Linked DNA regions of Homo sapiens: region 2 is linked to region 1. Evidence: read pairs that join two places in POLR2A ChIA-PET (ENCODE). Cell type or tissue: PC-3. All regions are shown on one strand.

Evidence for each region. Peaks named below come from ENCODE experiments on the same cell type or tissue, not always from the same donor. Only the 100,000 strongest peaks of a DNase experiment are listed, where the experiment ranks them.
Region 2: POLR2A ChIA-PET joins it to region 1 with 10 read pairs; 2 of 35 experiments call an interaction of 5 or more read pairs at or near these places.

The regions. Positions count from the first base shown.
Region 1 is chr2:219,794,740-219,802,739 of GRCh38, forward strand. No RefSeq gene overlaps it. Among named protein-coding and RNA genes, the nearest start is that of LINC02832, 69 kb to the left of the region's middle. In PC-3, no CTCF peak of the experiment used is centred here; no DNase peak of the experiment used is centred here.
Region 2 is chr2:219,965,201-219,973,200 of GRCh38, forward strand. The region is part of intron 1 of LOC105373891 (a long non-coding RNA gene); the gene reads left to right. Among named protein-coding and RNA genes, the nearest start is that of MIR4268, 63 kb to the left of the region's middle. RefSeq lists enhancers at 1-127, 128-793, 3,183-4,382. In PC-3, no CTCF peak of the experiment used is centred here; DNase peaks (open chromatin) are centred at 3,671 and 4,531; H3K4me3 peaks cover 591 bases; H3K27ac peaks cover 2,339 bases.

The DNA.
Region 1 (8,000 bases):
ATGAAGGGTGGGCTCTCAGGGGAGATAACAAAGGGAGTGGGAAGCAGGACAAGGGAGAACAAGCAGGAAGCTAAGCAGGGTGAGATTTCAGGTGATGTTTCTAGCCTCAGCCTCATCTGTGAAGTGATCTGCAGCATAAATCACCCCACAGAGTTTGTACCAACTAAGGTGAAGGTTCTGGGCTTTCATATTCCTTCACTAATCTGGTGTTGGCTATGAGTAACCCCCTGTAAGCTCCCAGGTACTTCTGGGTCTCCAAATGTTGTGATCAAAATAGCACTAGAAACCCATGGGCTGTCACCTGCAGGGGCAGCCAACCAAAGCACATGGGAGCTGGGGAGGAGCACACAGAACCTACATGACATCTGAGGGGATCTGGGTGAGGCACTGGCAGGTGCTATTATAGGAGGAGAGCCCTTGTCCATAGAAGCTTGGGGCCCATCTAATTTATCTCTTGACTAATATCCCCCTCTTTTCTGTGCCTATCTGTGCTTCAGTCAAAGGCATTGCTGTACTATTATCTACTTATATCTTCCCTTTTATCCTTTTATACTTTTAGTCTGTTTGCTTGGAATGACTCCCCCATCCCCCTCTTCTCTAACTCAAAGACTGTGCATCTTTTCTTTGCCTGTTTGTAGGTCAACTTTGCAAGAATGCCCCCTTTTTTATACCTCCTCAGTCAGAGGCATCTTCCCATCTGTACTCCTCAGAAATTTGTGCATTCTAGTGGCATCACTATCTACTGCAATGCAGTGACTACATGCTCCCTGCCCTCCCTCTTATCATTCACACAGCAATAAGTTTCATAGGAACATGAGAAACTAGAAAGTAGATGGCAATGGATGGTGGAAATCTCTGAGAGAGAGCTGAGCACCCTGGATTGCTAGCCTTTGTAGTACCTTGGTACAAATTAGGCAAAACAACCTCTCTGCATGGATGTTGCTCTGAGCCAGGTGCATGACTAGACAAGGGCACACAACTTGGCTGGTTGCCTTTGTGCAGTGTACAACCTTTACAACTGTACACTGTGGTGCTACCTGGTACATTCCTCCTTGAGCTGGGTCCAGGGAGGGGATCAGGGATATATGCGATTGAATTGTAGAAGAAAGGAACTGTTGCCTGGTTCCCAGACATGGCCAGGAGATTTTTAGATAGTACACAGGAGGAAGGGTGGCATTGACTAAGAAAGATGCAACCCAGGCCAGCTCTGTCCTCAGCATTGGTGCAATCACTTCTGATAGCACTGTAGCAGATTTAAAAGCTTGCCACAAACTCTTTGATGCTTCTCAAATTGAGACATGGACACATTCCTCTCCCCTTGAATCTCAGTGGCTTCAGCGACCCATTTGTAGCCATCAGATTGCAGTGAAAGTGGCAAACATGACTTCTGAGGTTAGGTAAGAAGAGGCTGTATATCTTCTGCTTTTGTTTCGTGAAACACTTACTCTTGGGAAGCTTCATTTCAGAACCCAGCTACCATGCTGTGAGAAATCCAAACCACATAGAGGGGCCATGTGTAGGTGCTTGCTGCAGGCAATGGCCCCAGCTGAGCTCCCAGCCAACAGCCAGCACCAACTGCCAGCCATGGGAGTACACCATCTTAGATATCCAGCCCAGTTGGGCCTTCTGATGACTGCAGCCCCAGCTACCATCTGACTGCAACTGATGAAAAGTCTTGAGCTGATCCTTTCCCCAATTCATGATCCACAAGATCATGAGCAAAAGATCTTACTGGTTGTTTTAAGCCACTAAGTTTTGGGGGGTTTGTTATGCAGAATAGGTGCTTAAAGTTGCCTTTTTGCAAACCTTTGCATCAATAAGTTAAAATCTGAGCCTTGATTTAGGATTTTAGGGGGATAGAGAGAATCCGCTTTATGCTGCTTTGATTGAAGGCTTACTTAGGACTAATTAATTTGGGAAAATGATGCACTCAACATGAGGAGTTTAGCGTGAAAATCTCAGGTCATAATAAAATGTTACTTTACTTTGCCAATAGTGTTTTGTGTTGAGGTCTGGATAGAGAGAATATACATTTTCAACAAAGCTCCCCAAAGTTTCCTCACTGGTTTCCCCATGTTTTTGCCTAGACGTTTTCTTGTTTATATTTTTTGTGGCATTTCACAAATACTTGGGGCTGGGAAGGCTCAGATGTAATGGGTTAAATTCAGAGGTCACTTGCTTGCATTTTCAATAAGAACAGCAGCTCTTTAAATAAGATTTAAAATGCTTTTCAGTTATTTGCAGTTGGTTAAAGCCATCTGAGGAATGTTGTATAGCAATGCCATGTTAAAGAGAAAAAGTAAGTAAAGAAAAATAATTCCTAGATTCTTTAATAGAGTCTGACGTTATTGTTTTTAAAAATTCTTGGCCAAGATACTGCTGGGTTGTGCTACATGGAGTTGGTGCCATATTAATTTATCAACCAGAAACCTTCCATGGAATTTGGAGATTTGGAGAAAGACAAAAGAGAATCCCATCTGAAGCCTTTAGTTGGCTCAAAGTTGCCAAAATATTTGGGGTTTGAAGTTGAGTAATTTCACTTTCTTCCTTCATTTGTTGGAGACTGATAACTAAAAGTGGGATTTAAGGATTCAAAGAGATTATTACCCAAACAGAATTTCCATCCAGCTTTTTACAAACAAGCACGCTTCAGGAAATTAATGAAACCTGTTGAATCTTAATATTCTGTGGGCCCATAGATTTATTTGGAATAGTTCTCACATCGGAGGCATGGTTATTACCATGTTCTAACTGGCTGCTAAATTAGGTAGCTTGTTGATAGCTGGATGATTTAACATGTCCTCTGTTGGGGTGTCCACTGGTCACTGCAGATCCAGTATTTGGGCTTAGAGACATGAGTCTGATTCAGAGCTTGTCTCAAATAGATTCATTGAGCCCCATTCTTCAATTTCCAGGTTGCACTGTGGTTTTACACATGTTTCAGAAGACCAGTCCTCCTGCATATTAATCCATGCATGTGGGAATGAAGCAGGGAAGTAGGATGTAAACACAAAGTTCCTTTTTTTTTTTGAGTTCTTTAGCTCCCCAGGGCAGCTGGGGGTACAGGTAACAAGCTGATTTAATGAGTTTGTTTTCTAACCCTTTTAATAATCAATTGATGCCTTTTTTTCCTTTAATCTTTCATGTTTTCTTCCCTTCTTCCCATCCCACTGGGTCAGTCTCACGGAGGTCTGGCTTTAAGAATGGACACTTAGACCAGGCACGGTGGCTCACACCTGTATTCCCAGCACTTTGGGAGGCAGAAGCGGGCGCATCACTTGAGGTCAGAAGTTTGAAACCAGCCTGTCCAACGTGGTAAAACTCCTTCTCTACTAAAAATACAAAAATTAGCCAGCCATGATGGTGCACGCCTGTTGTCCCAGCTAATTGGGAGGCTGAGGCAGGAGAATTGCTTGAACCTGGGAGGTGGAGGTTGCAGTGAGCCAAGATTGTGCCATTACATTCTAGCCTGGGTGACAGAGTGAGACTCTGTCTCAAAAAAAAAAAAAAAAAAAAAAAAGACACTTAGATATCCTTTGTGCAAATTATACTTTACAGCCTTGAGCTTAAAGGATAAAGCAAAAGAGACGGGCTGACATCAGGTTGGGTTCCACCATAAGAGAGGTAATCAGATGGTGATGAGGGTTACCAGCCTATCCACGTGGAGATGCCACAAGCTGGCAGAAGCTCTGAAGCTGGGCTTTCCCAGATTCCTGGGCTCTCATCAACATTTCTATGAAATTCTAGCCTTGCAAAAACTTTCTTTAGCAAACTATGTTACCCGGGATTTATTATTATGACTCTGGGTACCCATGCTATGTGAAGAGTGCCATATTCTTGCATTAGTCATAGGTTATGCTGTAAGTATTAATAGAAGGCACATATGCCAGGTAGCATTGTGATTACATAATGATGTTTGGTCTGTTAGCACACCCAATTATTTACTCATGTTGGCACGAAACTGGGAGGACTGTGCCCCATAGGCCTGGCATTGGCATACCACACAGTCCTATCTTCTCCTACCCAGTTGTCAGCATCTTCTCTGGAGAAGAATCTTTATTGTTTTTTCATGAAATTAACAACATTCATGAAGAACCTATTATGCCCCAGGCACCATGCTGGGCATAGGTGAAGGATGGGTGAGCAAGATGAATGTAATCTCTTTCCTCAAGGAGTTTAGAGTTGAGGGGAGAGTAGATACTTACACCCAGAGTGTGGCCCAGCACAGAGGGGTATGAAGGACATGCACAAGTAGCTGTGATCAAGATTCACAGGCCTCTCTGAGCCGGTGGCATTTAACCTCCAGCCTGAAGGATAAGAAGGTTCTGTCTTTGAGAGAAGGCAGCGTGGGAAGAAGCAGAAGACAATCTCAGTGAGGAGTGGTTTACGCTTCACAGTGAATGGTCTGAGGGAGGTTTATGACATCTCCTTGGTGGATTGACCACCTGAGTCTTGGCTCTCATAGGGGGACGAAAGGCTGTGTCTCATCTGAAGAGATTTCCAGGCCCAGTGGAGTTGGGGAAGACTTTTTTTTGGTGGCCGAGGGCACTTGCTCTCATCTTTACAGGCAGGTTGAACTTGGGGTAGTCTCCCAGGAGTTCTTCAAGTATAGCCCAGGTTCCCAAATGCCAGCTTTTTTTCAATGTAGGCTGACTGTGATTCTGTAGGAGAAAAGAGCCAAGAAGCTTTGGGGCCAACAGGTCTGTGCAGGACACTGAGGCTGGAGGGGCTCCCCCTGGGGCCATTCTGCCATCCCAGAGCTTGGTGGAAGGGGGTGTAGGCCTCAAGCCTGTAGAGAACCCTGAGGAAGCAGGGCTTTCTAACCCCATTGCTGGCTCTGGTCTCACTAAAACCACCTATTCCTTTTCCTTGAGTCCCATATATGAAGGTGGGGCAAGCCACCCCACCACCAAGAAAAAGGGGTGTGGCCCATGTGCACACACATGCGTGCATGCACACCCATTAATCCAGCCATGGTGGGACAGAGATATTGCCTACAAACTCTCTAAGCTCATTTAAAATTAAGAAAATTCCTCAAAGTCTTATTTATCTATTAGAAGGTCAGTTTCATTCAGAGTTGCTCTATGTCAAGGTTATTTACATAGAATTTGCTGGAGGATAATGCTTTTTCTTCTCAAGAGCTTTTGACACAACTCGGCATCCATCTTCTTGGAATCTGGTTCTGGGCTCTGTGCCTCATGTCCTGATTACGGTGGCCTTTCACCCATGGCTCACCCAAATCCCTCATGTCCTGGGTTAAGCAAGTTTTTGCTTGTCAGTCTATCAACTGGGGACTCACAGGAGATCTTATTGTAAATAATGTCAGATGAGATTTAGGGAGTCTCACCATCTATAAATCAATGCCTGGAGGCTTTGGGATTATTCCTTCTTGTTTTTTTTTTCTCTTGGAATTAGGCAGTTTAGTCCCTGTGGGTATGGTTTAGCAAGGTCTCAAAGTCAGAATTTATTGAAAATAATTGCCATCACAAGCCCAGACTTTCTTGAATATCTCTATTAGTATAAAATGTAGTATTTTCCCTCTCCAGTAAATAAACACACCATCCAGTTCTCCTTTCCACCCCAGTTTGGGAAAGAAGAAAGTGTTACAGCCCTGGATTGGGATCATGTTTGTTTGTCACCGCAAGTTCCTGAGATGCATGGAGTCATGGTTTAACTTCACAGGATGTGCTGAGCACCTCCTCTGTGCCATGCCCTGTGCTATGCATGGGGTGTGTAATGCTGTTCAAGATACAGCATCTACCTTGGGGAAACTAAGGTTTGCCTTCAGTGACACACAGGCAGAGAATTAATCATAGAATGAAATGACAAGGGCTATAAGGGAGATACTTAAATATTAGTTATATATACTCTAGGAATGAAAAGGTAGAAGAGGAAATCCTTCTGCTGGTTGGGGTGGTGGAGATGAGGCCGGTAGGGGAGGGATTTTGGCTTTTAAAGGATATTTGGCAATGTCTGGAGACATTTTTGGTTATTTCAACTAGGGGAATCGAATTTGTTACTGGCATCTAGAGGCCAGGGATGCTGCTCAATAACCTGAAATGCGTGCGCAGCCTCCTACAAGAAAAACTTACATGGTCCCAAATGTCATGAATGTCAAGGTTGAGAAAGAGTGCTATAGGATGATGGTTGAGTTGAACCTTGAAGATGACTGGAGTCTGCTAGGCAGCAACTTGGGAAGGCCATTTTGCTCAAACGCTTCATTCCACCACTAGCTTTGTGGACCAGAGAGGAAACAACACCAAGAAGAGATGATGCTCTGGTTTGGAGGTTCAGCTCACAGTGATGGTGTTCCTGAGTGGTTCAGAGTTGGATTCTGAAGAGGATGGGTGGCCAGTGTGCCAGGAAAGGTATACAAGAAAGAGCAGAGAAGACATCTCCCATAATAAGTAAATTAATTTGAGCCTGTGGCTTGCAACAGTATATGAAGTGGCCAGATCATTACATATGAACACTGAGAGGTAGAGACTTAGGTGCCAGTCATTAAACCTGTTCTACCCCAAAATCTGGAATGGAAGGACTAAGCTGTACCATTGACTCTGCAAAAAATATCTTTGGATTACTATCAGAAAATGTTCTTAAGTGAAGTGCAACATTATCTAAATGGACCCTCTCAATAACCCTGTGAGTTTGGCTGATAAAGGCAATAGCACATTGAAGTATAATAGTACAATGAAGGAAACAAACCCAGGGCAACTGAGGGTGCTGCTCTGTCCAGAAGTGTTACTGATTGGGAGGGTAGAAGGTCAGAGTCCTGGTCTGGCTGGTGGACCAAGTTGAGCTCTTTGCTGGGATTGTCTCTAGTCCTGGGCCAGTCCTGCCGTTTATCCACTGGACTGTTCCTCTCACCCAAGCTGGCTTTTATTTGTTATTTTTCTGTTTTCCCCCACATCTTAGTTTTCTGCTGTTATAACTGAATACATGAGACTGGGTAATTTATAAACAATAGAAGCTTATTTAGCTTAAGGTTCTGGAGGCTGGGAAGTCCAAGAATGAGGGGCTGCTTCTTGTAAGGGCTTTCTTGCTGCATCATAACCTGGAGGAAGACATCACCTGGTGAACATATGAGATCAGGAGAGGAAATCAGGCAAAACTCATCTTTTTTATCAGGACCCCACTCCTGAGATAACTAACCCACTCCCTCAAAAATGGCATTAATCCATTTGTGAAGGTGGAGCTCTTATGACCTAATCGCCTCTTAAAGGTCCTATTTTTGAATACTGTCACAATGGCCATTACATTTCAACATGAGTTTTGGAGGACACATTCAAACCATAGCACCCCAACATTCATTAATCGTCACAATAAGAACATTATAAAGTGTAAGGAGAAGCAGATCTCCCACAATACCTCTCCCTAGGACAGTTGTTTGGTTTTATTTCCTGCTATTATCCACACAGATCCATAGTGACAAAAATAATGTAATTGCCATTGAGTTCTTTTTCACATAATAGGATGTGCTTGTTCATGTTCTCACATAGACCCCCATGAATCATTTCAGTGAACCCATATCATCCATCAAGGTCATGTGCCATCACTTACCTATCAATTCTCCTTTTGGTCACTGTGGAGGTTTTCAGAGTTTCAGTATCACAAATAACATTGTAGTGAGCGTCTTTGTATAAATAGATTTTTTTGCTTCCTTTCAAAGGTTTCTTTAGGATACATTTCCAACAGCGGGATTAATGTGTCAAAGGGTATGAATATCTTCATGGATCCATATATATATTGTCAAATTGCTTTCCAGCAGAGTGTAGCAATTTATATACCTGACATGAATAAATGAATGTAGCAGGCTGGCAAAATATTGCCAGCATTGGATGTTATTATTTTATTTTCAAACTTCTTTTGGTGGTTTAATAAGTATAAAATGATACCAATTACACATAGGTAACATGCCTAACAATGTGCTTGGCACTAGTTGTTTTTGCTAATGTTTCCCTGCAGCTTATGATACCTGTCCTGATCCTTGGACTACACCC
Region 2 (8,000 bases), 170 kb after region 1:
AGAGCATCAGGGACTCAGCAGTACAAAGGTGCATTAACATTTGCCTTGAGTTACAACAGTTTTAGGTAGAGGCAATTATGGGGCTCTGGTGAGCTTTAGAGGTCTTGGTTACCATGATCTAATTGGAATTACCTTCTGTGTGCAGGGAGTACTTTACTAACCCCTGTAGTGAGGCAGAGACCCCCTCCCTGGGCATCAAAGCAGAAAATTAGGTTTTGTATAAACCATTATATATAAACCTCTTGTTGACTGGCTCTGATAAGAAAGCCATAGTAAGCCCCCAGTTCTTTGTTATTTGCTTTGCAGCAACTTTGCCACCAAGAGTGACCGGCAGGGTGTCTGTGTTTTACTTCAACTCCTAGTTGAAAGAAAATCATTCTTTGTTAATCGCTGTATTGTAATTGTGAAACACCACGTTTGAGGAAGAGTTTCAAGGCAGAAATAGCCTTGAGGTCTAGTTCCCTTGTTTTTTAATTTGGAATGAAGGAAATGCTCTCATCTGAATTCCCCTATAGCCTGCAGGCAGTGGCATTCTAAGCAGCCTGCACACAAAAAAACCAGATCATATTTTAAGAGTCTTTTTTTCTCTCACTCCATTTACCTCTGTTCTATTCAGGAGAATGAAAAAATGGGAATCTTTATTTTTTTAAAAATGCCTTAAAAAATAACATCAAAACGTCAGTCTTTGCCATTTTCCAGTGCCTGGGGAATTGGCACATGTCTTCAATGCTAAAAGAATGTACTTTTCATGTTGCTTTGCATTGCAAATGAGCTTCATTCTTGGAAGACCTGACAGAGTAGGGGTGGCACCTTCACCATTTGGTTTCCTGATGCCCAGAGCGATATGGGGATTCATGAAGTCCAGTGTGGCTGGTGGATAAGATACTGGCTGCCAGAAAGTGGTAGCTCTGGCTCCTTGGTCAATTCTGAGACTCTTCTAGACCTCTGTGCTCATCACACATGCAGGAAGTAAGGATCCAGGGTCAGCATGGGGGCTGGCACCACCCCTTCTAAATGTAGGCATGGAAACTACAAGGCAGGCGTTTCCGAGAAAGAGACAGAGACTATGAAACTTACTTTGAAATCATCCATAGTGATTGAAATACAAAAAAAGCACATTGGTTTTCTGAATCATTTTCAAGTTATTTTGTTCCCGAATGCCACTCCTCCATGGATCCTCTTCTGAATTCCCATTGTCTGTTCCTCCTCACCCTTGGTCTTGAACTTTCCCCTTCCAAGCCCTAGAACCCTTGTGAAACGGCCTTTGCAAAAATTTTAACAGTGAGATAATTATCACGGTAAAAGAGATCTAATATAACCAACCCCCATCTTACTTTTAACCTCCGAACTGCTCTTAATCATTCCTGGGCTTAGGCCAAGCTAACTTTGGGAGCTACTTAGTTTATAATTTGAATGATATTAGCCCTTCCCCAAAACTAAACCACTTTTGTAAAGCTAATGAAAGACCACCAGGTTAGGAGAATGAGGAGTCTTACCAGCCATTATTCCAAAGGTCACAAGATTTGTAACATCCCCAATTACTCCTGAAGATAACATGACTATTGTAGAACCTAAGATTGGCCTTTTGAGATGTCTTTTCAGGTTTTTGCATTTCTGGTGACCAATGGCTCTAACCTGGAACCGCCAGCCAGTCCTTTGTCCCCACCCGAAGTCAATTCCCTGGTCTGCCAAACTATCCTTGAAAAACACTAGCCTCTGAATTTTCAGGGAGATTGATTTGAGTAATGACTCTGTCTCCCAAGTGGCATGGCTGGCCTTGTGTCAGTTAAACTTTTCCTTTATTGCAATGTCATGGTCTCAATGAATTGTTTTTGTCTGTGAGATGGGCAGGAAGAACCCATAGGTGGTTACACTTGTGCTTCCTTTGAGGGCCTGACCTCCAGCTTGGGAGGAGCAGCTGGGCCCCAGCATCCCTGCGGGGAACTGAGCTAGGCCCTCTGGTTGGGTTAGTGAATGTGTTAGGCAGCCCCCAGTCCTCCGCTGCCTTTGTATACATCTCCACACATCTTGCTTTCCCATTACTTCCTTTAACATTTTTCCCCTTAGTGTCCTAGCAACTGTCATGTCTACAAATTAACCTGAGAAAAATGTTGAAAAGGCACCGCTCTTACAGCCTGTGCTCCAGCTCCCCTGCTTCCTCCCAGCCCTTCCTCTGCTTCCTCTGCCTTCTGGTACAGTCATTAGTTGCTCCTCCAATTCCCCACTTGGCTGGCTTAGCTGCCTCTCTGCATGCCCCATTCCCATCTTTCTGTGTGCTCTGGTCCTCTCTCTGTCCTCCACTAGACCATAAGCTTCTTGAGCAAAGGGGTTGTCCCTTTCCATTGTGTAGTCCTGGCACCTCCAGCACAGTTAGGGTGCACGTAGTAGGCATTCAGCAAACGCTTGCTGCATTAGGTTGTACATATGGTTCACATTTTCTAGGAACGTCTGTTTGTTCTGATTATCTGCCAGCCAAGTATACTCTTGGGTAGAAAAAGGGAAATGGACTAAAAGATGTGGTTCAAGGAGTAGTCAACAGCCTGCTCATAATTACTAGTGGCAATGGAATAAGCATAAACTTTCTTGCATAACTAATCAATATCTTAATATATCTCCATTAGCAAGGGTGTATCTTATGTTATTGTTATTAAATATCTACCTATTGTGTCAAAAAGGTTTCAGGGTAATTGTTATTGATGGTTAAAATCTTGTCGGCTGCTGACCGTAGATTTCTTTTTTTAATGGATGATGATTGGCTGAGATTTATTTTTCCTGTATTGCTATAAGCCAGATTCTCCATTAAGCTATAAAATATTATGATACACTTGAAGCAATGTAATGTGATCCAAACACACAGTTATAACTCATTTCATTATTAGTCTCATGTGCCAAGACATTAGCATAGCAGTTAACTAGTACTGGGATAAGAGTGGTGCTCAGGAATATTTTTTAACAATCCAATTGCATTAGTGCCAGCTATAGTTTAACCATCGGATGGTTATACTCACGTGCATAATGATAATTGAGCAATAGAATGCTGACATGAATTTTTGAGGCAGAATCTCTGTTTTTAGCTTTAAATACAAAAATCCAATCCAGAGAACAGTGTGATATCTACCAGCATTTGGTAGATTTCAGTTTGTTAGAAGAGGCTCGGGTTCCCTTTGTCCTCTGTGGTTGGTACCTGAGTTGTAGCTATTTAGAAATGGATTTCTGGAACAGTCTAAATCTTCTGTGCTGTTCTCATATTTCCCTGTACTATCCCAGAGGAATGAAACTACATCATCCGGCCTACCCTTTGTACCCAAATGTGGTTCAGAAATCCACTTTGTCTGAGCTGTTGTCCAGATTTTTGTTGTAGGCACTTAACACTTCTCCCATGGAAAGCTGCTGGGATAGAGTATATGAATGGCCCCAATCCTTCATCCTCGCCCTGGTTACATCCTTTACAATGTAACGTTGCAGTTCCTGCCACTAAAGAGGAGTGATGTCTCCCTGCCCTTTGACTTTGGGTTTGGCCATGTGACTTGCTTTGGGCTGTTAGATGTCACATGACTTATTCTTCACTTCCTGACTTTCCCTACTTGGTGTTCCACTTGTGCTAAATCGTGTGCATTCCTGGAATACATCACACACCTTGGCATCACATATTTCCTATTAATAGTTCTACAATATTCTCTCATGCATCCCCACATCCACCACACCCCGAGGGCACCACACTCTTTCAGGGCACTGCTGACTCATTCTTCAGTCAACACACAGTCAAGAATCATCTTCTCCCGAAAGCTCCTGCCCCCTCACCTCCCACACGCCCCAGGGTCCTTCAGGAGCACCTTCTGTTGCTGCACTTGTTGCCTTGTTTTTTAATTTCTGGCTTCTTTTCCTATGAGTTCCTGAAGGGCAGGGATATATTCTTCTCCATATTCCCAGGGCCCAACACAGTTCCTTGTGTGTAAGTGGTAAGCCAGCCGATTTCAGCCCTTTTTCCTTTGGTTGTAACCGGCTTCATTCCAAGATAAGATTGAGTCATGCTAAAAAAAAAAAAAAATTGAAAACACAGGATAACAATTAAGTAGATGAAAATTTAGGAGAGAAAGGAAATAAGGGGATAAAGAGATGATGAAATAAAAATTCAAGTTGGAGCCCCAACATGCCAGGAAATCCTGTATAATTGTTATATTTAGGCCTCTAATTAAGCTCTAAGCTTCTAAGTACCAAAGCAAAGGAGAAAAAACAGGAATGGTTATAATGTTCGGTTTAGATACTTCATGAAAGAAGATGTATGTAAGGCCAATAAGCACATTGAAAGATGCTCAACATGATTAGTCATGAAGGAAATGTAAGTTAAAATCATGAGTTACCACATTATACTCACTATATTGGTTTAAATGAAAAAGACTGACAATATCAAGTGCTATTAGAATATAACGCAACTGGGCTCTGACACAATGCCGGTAAGAGAATAAAAGTCTGGCAGTATTTTATGAAGTTAAACACATACCTATCTTGTGACCCAGCAATTCCACTAAGTAACTGAGAGACTCATTCATGACTTGTACGCAAAAGACTTGCACGTGAATGACAACAGCAGATTTATTCATAACAGCTAAGAACTGGAAACAACTTAGTTGTCCCAGGGTGAACAGACAGTTGAATTGTGGTATATTCATACAATGAAATAGTACTCAACAATGAAAATGAACAAGTTGCTGGTATATGCAACATGGATATATTTCACAGACATTATTTGAGAGACAGAAGCCAGAGAAATAAGATATATATATTATATAATTCATATGAAGTTCTAGAATAGGTAAATGTAATCTACAAGGAGAGAAATCAGATCAGTGGTCGCAGGGGATGGGTATAATATGTGAAAAATTTACTGTAAAGAGACATGAGACAATTTGCTGGTATGATGGCACTGTTGTAAGTCGGAGTCAGCCAACTTCTTCTGCAAAGGGTAAGATAGTAAACATATTAGGCTTTTCATATTATGGTCTGTGTTATAACTACTTAGCTCTACCATTATAGCCAAAAAGTGGCCATAGACATGTAAACGATGAACATAGCTGTGTCCCAATAAAATTTTATTTGTACATTGAAACTTGAATTTCATATATAGTTCACATGCAATGAAATGTTATTAATTTTTTTCAACTATTTGAAAATATAAAATCCATTATTTTCTGGCCATACAAAAATAGGTGGCAGGCCAGAGTTTGCAGCTCCCATCCTAAATTTCAACTAGGGTGGTTGTTACCTGGGAATATCCATCTGTAAAACTCATCAAATTACTGTCTAAATTTTTGTGTTTATTTTGTACTTAATTTTAAGCATAATGTAAATTATGTTTAAAAAAATTTATAGTTTACACGTAAGATAAAGAATGTGTATTTATCAATCAGCTGAAACCCAGATTTTCAGGATAGAAATTTCTCCTCTGGGTTTAAACAAGGTAGAAATTAGATGGTTACTGTTTGGCCACTGGTGGGCTGGCTCTTGCCTGCAGATAGGTTTTACTTGGCCTACAGAGTGTTAAGCATACATGATTTGAATTGGACTAGCCCTTCGGGCAACCCTCATTAGTTCTGCAGATTCCCTGATAACTTAATTATTATGGGCTCCTTTTCACCTTTTTACAATCAACCTCTCACTATTCTTTTTTAAAAAAAACTTATTATATATTATTATGATATTTTATTACTTATTGAGACAGGGTCTCACTCTGTCTCCTAGGCTAGAGTGTAGTGGCGTGAATGTGGCTCACCATAGCCCTGATTATTATGATATTTTATTACTTATTTAGACAGGGTCTCACTCTGTCTCCCAGGCTACAGTGTAGTGGTGTGAATGTGGCTCACTATAGCCCTGACCTCCTGGGCTCAAGGGATCCTCCTGCATTGGCCTCCTGAGTAGCTGGGACCACAGACACATGCCATGTCTGGCTATTGTTTTTTTTTTTTTTGCAGAGACAGGGTCTTGGTAAGTTGCCCAGGCTGGTCTTGAACTCCTGGGCTCAAGCAGTCCTCCCACCTTGGCCTCTCAAAGTGTTGGGATTATAGGCATTAGCCACTATGCCTGGCCTTGCTATTTTTTTTTTTTTTAAGATGGAGTCTTGTGCTGTTGCCCAGGCTGGAGTGCAGTGGCGTGATCTCGGCTCACTGCAACCTTCATCTTCCAGGTTCAAGTGATTCTCCTGCCTCAGCCTCCCGAGTAGCTGGGACTACAGGTGCACACTGCCATGCCCAGCTAATTTATGTGTTTTTAGTAGAGACAGAGTTTCATCATATTGGCCAGGCTGGTCTGGAACTCCTGACCTCATGATCCTCCCACCTCCCAAAGTGCTGGGATTACAGGTGTGAGCCACTGTGCCCAGCCATTATTCTTACATTTAAGTTGTTTCCCCTGGAGGCAGTGTGTATTTGGAACATGTGCTCATTTTTATTCATTTTTATTTTTTAGCATCTTTAAATCATTTGGGGAACAAAATGTGAGGGTAGGGCCACTCACATTTTTTTTTTTCTCAGAGCCTGGCATAGTGTTTGCACATAGTTGGAGCTGAGTCAATACTGTTAGACACATGCATAAGTACATTGATGAAAAAGTGTCCTTCAGACAATCTTCACCATGTTCATTCCTCACAAGAGAGTTTTGATAAGAATTAAGAAGCAATGAGTCTGAGACGATGTTGTCTGGTAGGAAAGCAGAGTGGTAAAATCAGTAGTTGTACCCTTCTATGTGTGCACAATGGAAAGTATAGACAAATAGCATGTGATCTAGACCTGCACTGTTCAATATTGTTCACGTGTGGCTATTTAAATTTAAATTAATTAAAATAAATTAAAATTGAACTCCTCAGTTGTGCTAGCCACATTCCAAGTGCCCAACACCACATGTGACTGACTACTGTATGAGATGGCACAAATAATATAGAACATCTCCAACATCAGAGAAACTTCCACTGGACAGTACTGATCTAGAAACACACTATTTGCGCTAAACAATTACAGAAAACAGAAAAATAGTACACTTAAATCATTTCTAAAACTTCAATATCAGATATTGATATGCAGTAGGCAAACTGTGGCCCTAAATGCAGTTTTTGTAAATAAAATTTTATTGGTACACAGTCATGCTGATTAGATTACATAGTGTCTGGCTTCTTTTGCAGTGCTATGGCAGAGCTGAATAGTTGCAACAGAGATCATATGAATGGAAAATCCTAAAATATTATTTAGCCCTTTACAGAAAAAAAAATTGCTGATCCTTGATACATAGCATGAAACTGATTTGTATTTATGGTGTTAATATTTATTTTAAGTGTGTTTTGTCAAAAACTCTACCTATATTCTGAAAAGCGAGTGGAAGAAAATAGAAATAATTGCTGTTAACCTTTTGGCAGATATCCTTTTAGTCTTCTCCCCACCCCACACCATGGTTGTATTTTTTAAAATATAAAATACATAATATATAAAATATTATGTTTTTCAAAGTTGGGATTACAGGGCACAAACTTTTTGAAACTCTCACTCCTACTTCCTATACTGTCTACATTTTCTTTCCCAAGGCAAAGTATTTTATGATCTGACTTTTTTAATGGCTGTATTTTATTCCTTTATGGTTCTGGAGTAATAGTAATTTATTTCATCAATATCCTATGGATAGATATTTGGACTGTTTATAGTTATTGCTAAATGCTAAGTTTTTATTGTTTTGTCTTTCCCAAGTAGGCATTCTCTTTTACATTCTATTAATGAGTAATTTTAAGGTCTTCAAAAAGATTCTTTAACCTGTATTTCTCTAATTGTAAAAATCCAGCCAAACCAGTATCTTTGGGTCACTTGTAGCCAATATTTGAAATTTAGCATACTGTCACACTGTTCTCCTTTTCTTCTCCAGCTTTGTTTATATATTCTGGGTTTCAAATCCTGATAACTGTAACTTAATGCATTTTTTTTAGATTATATTTCTCTAATTGTAAAAATCCAGCCAAACCA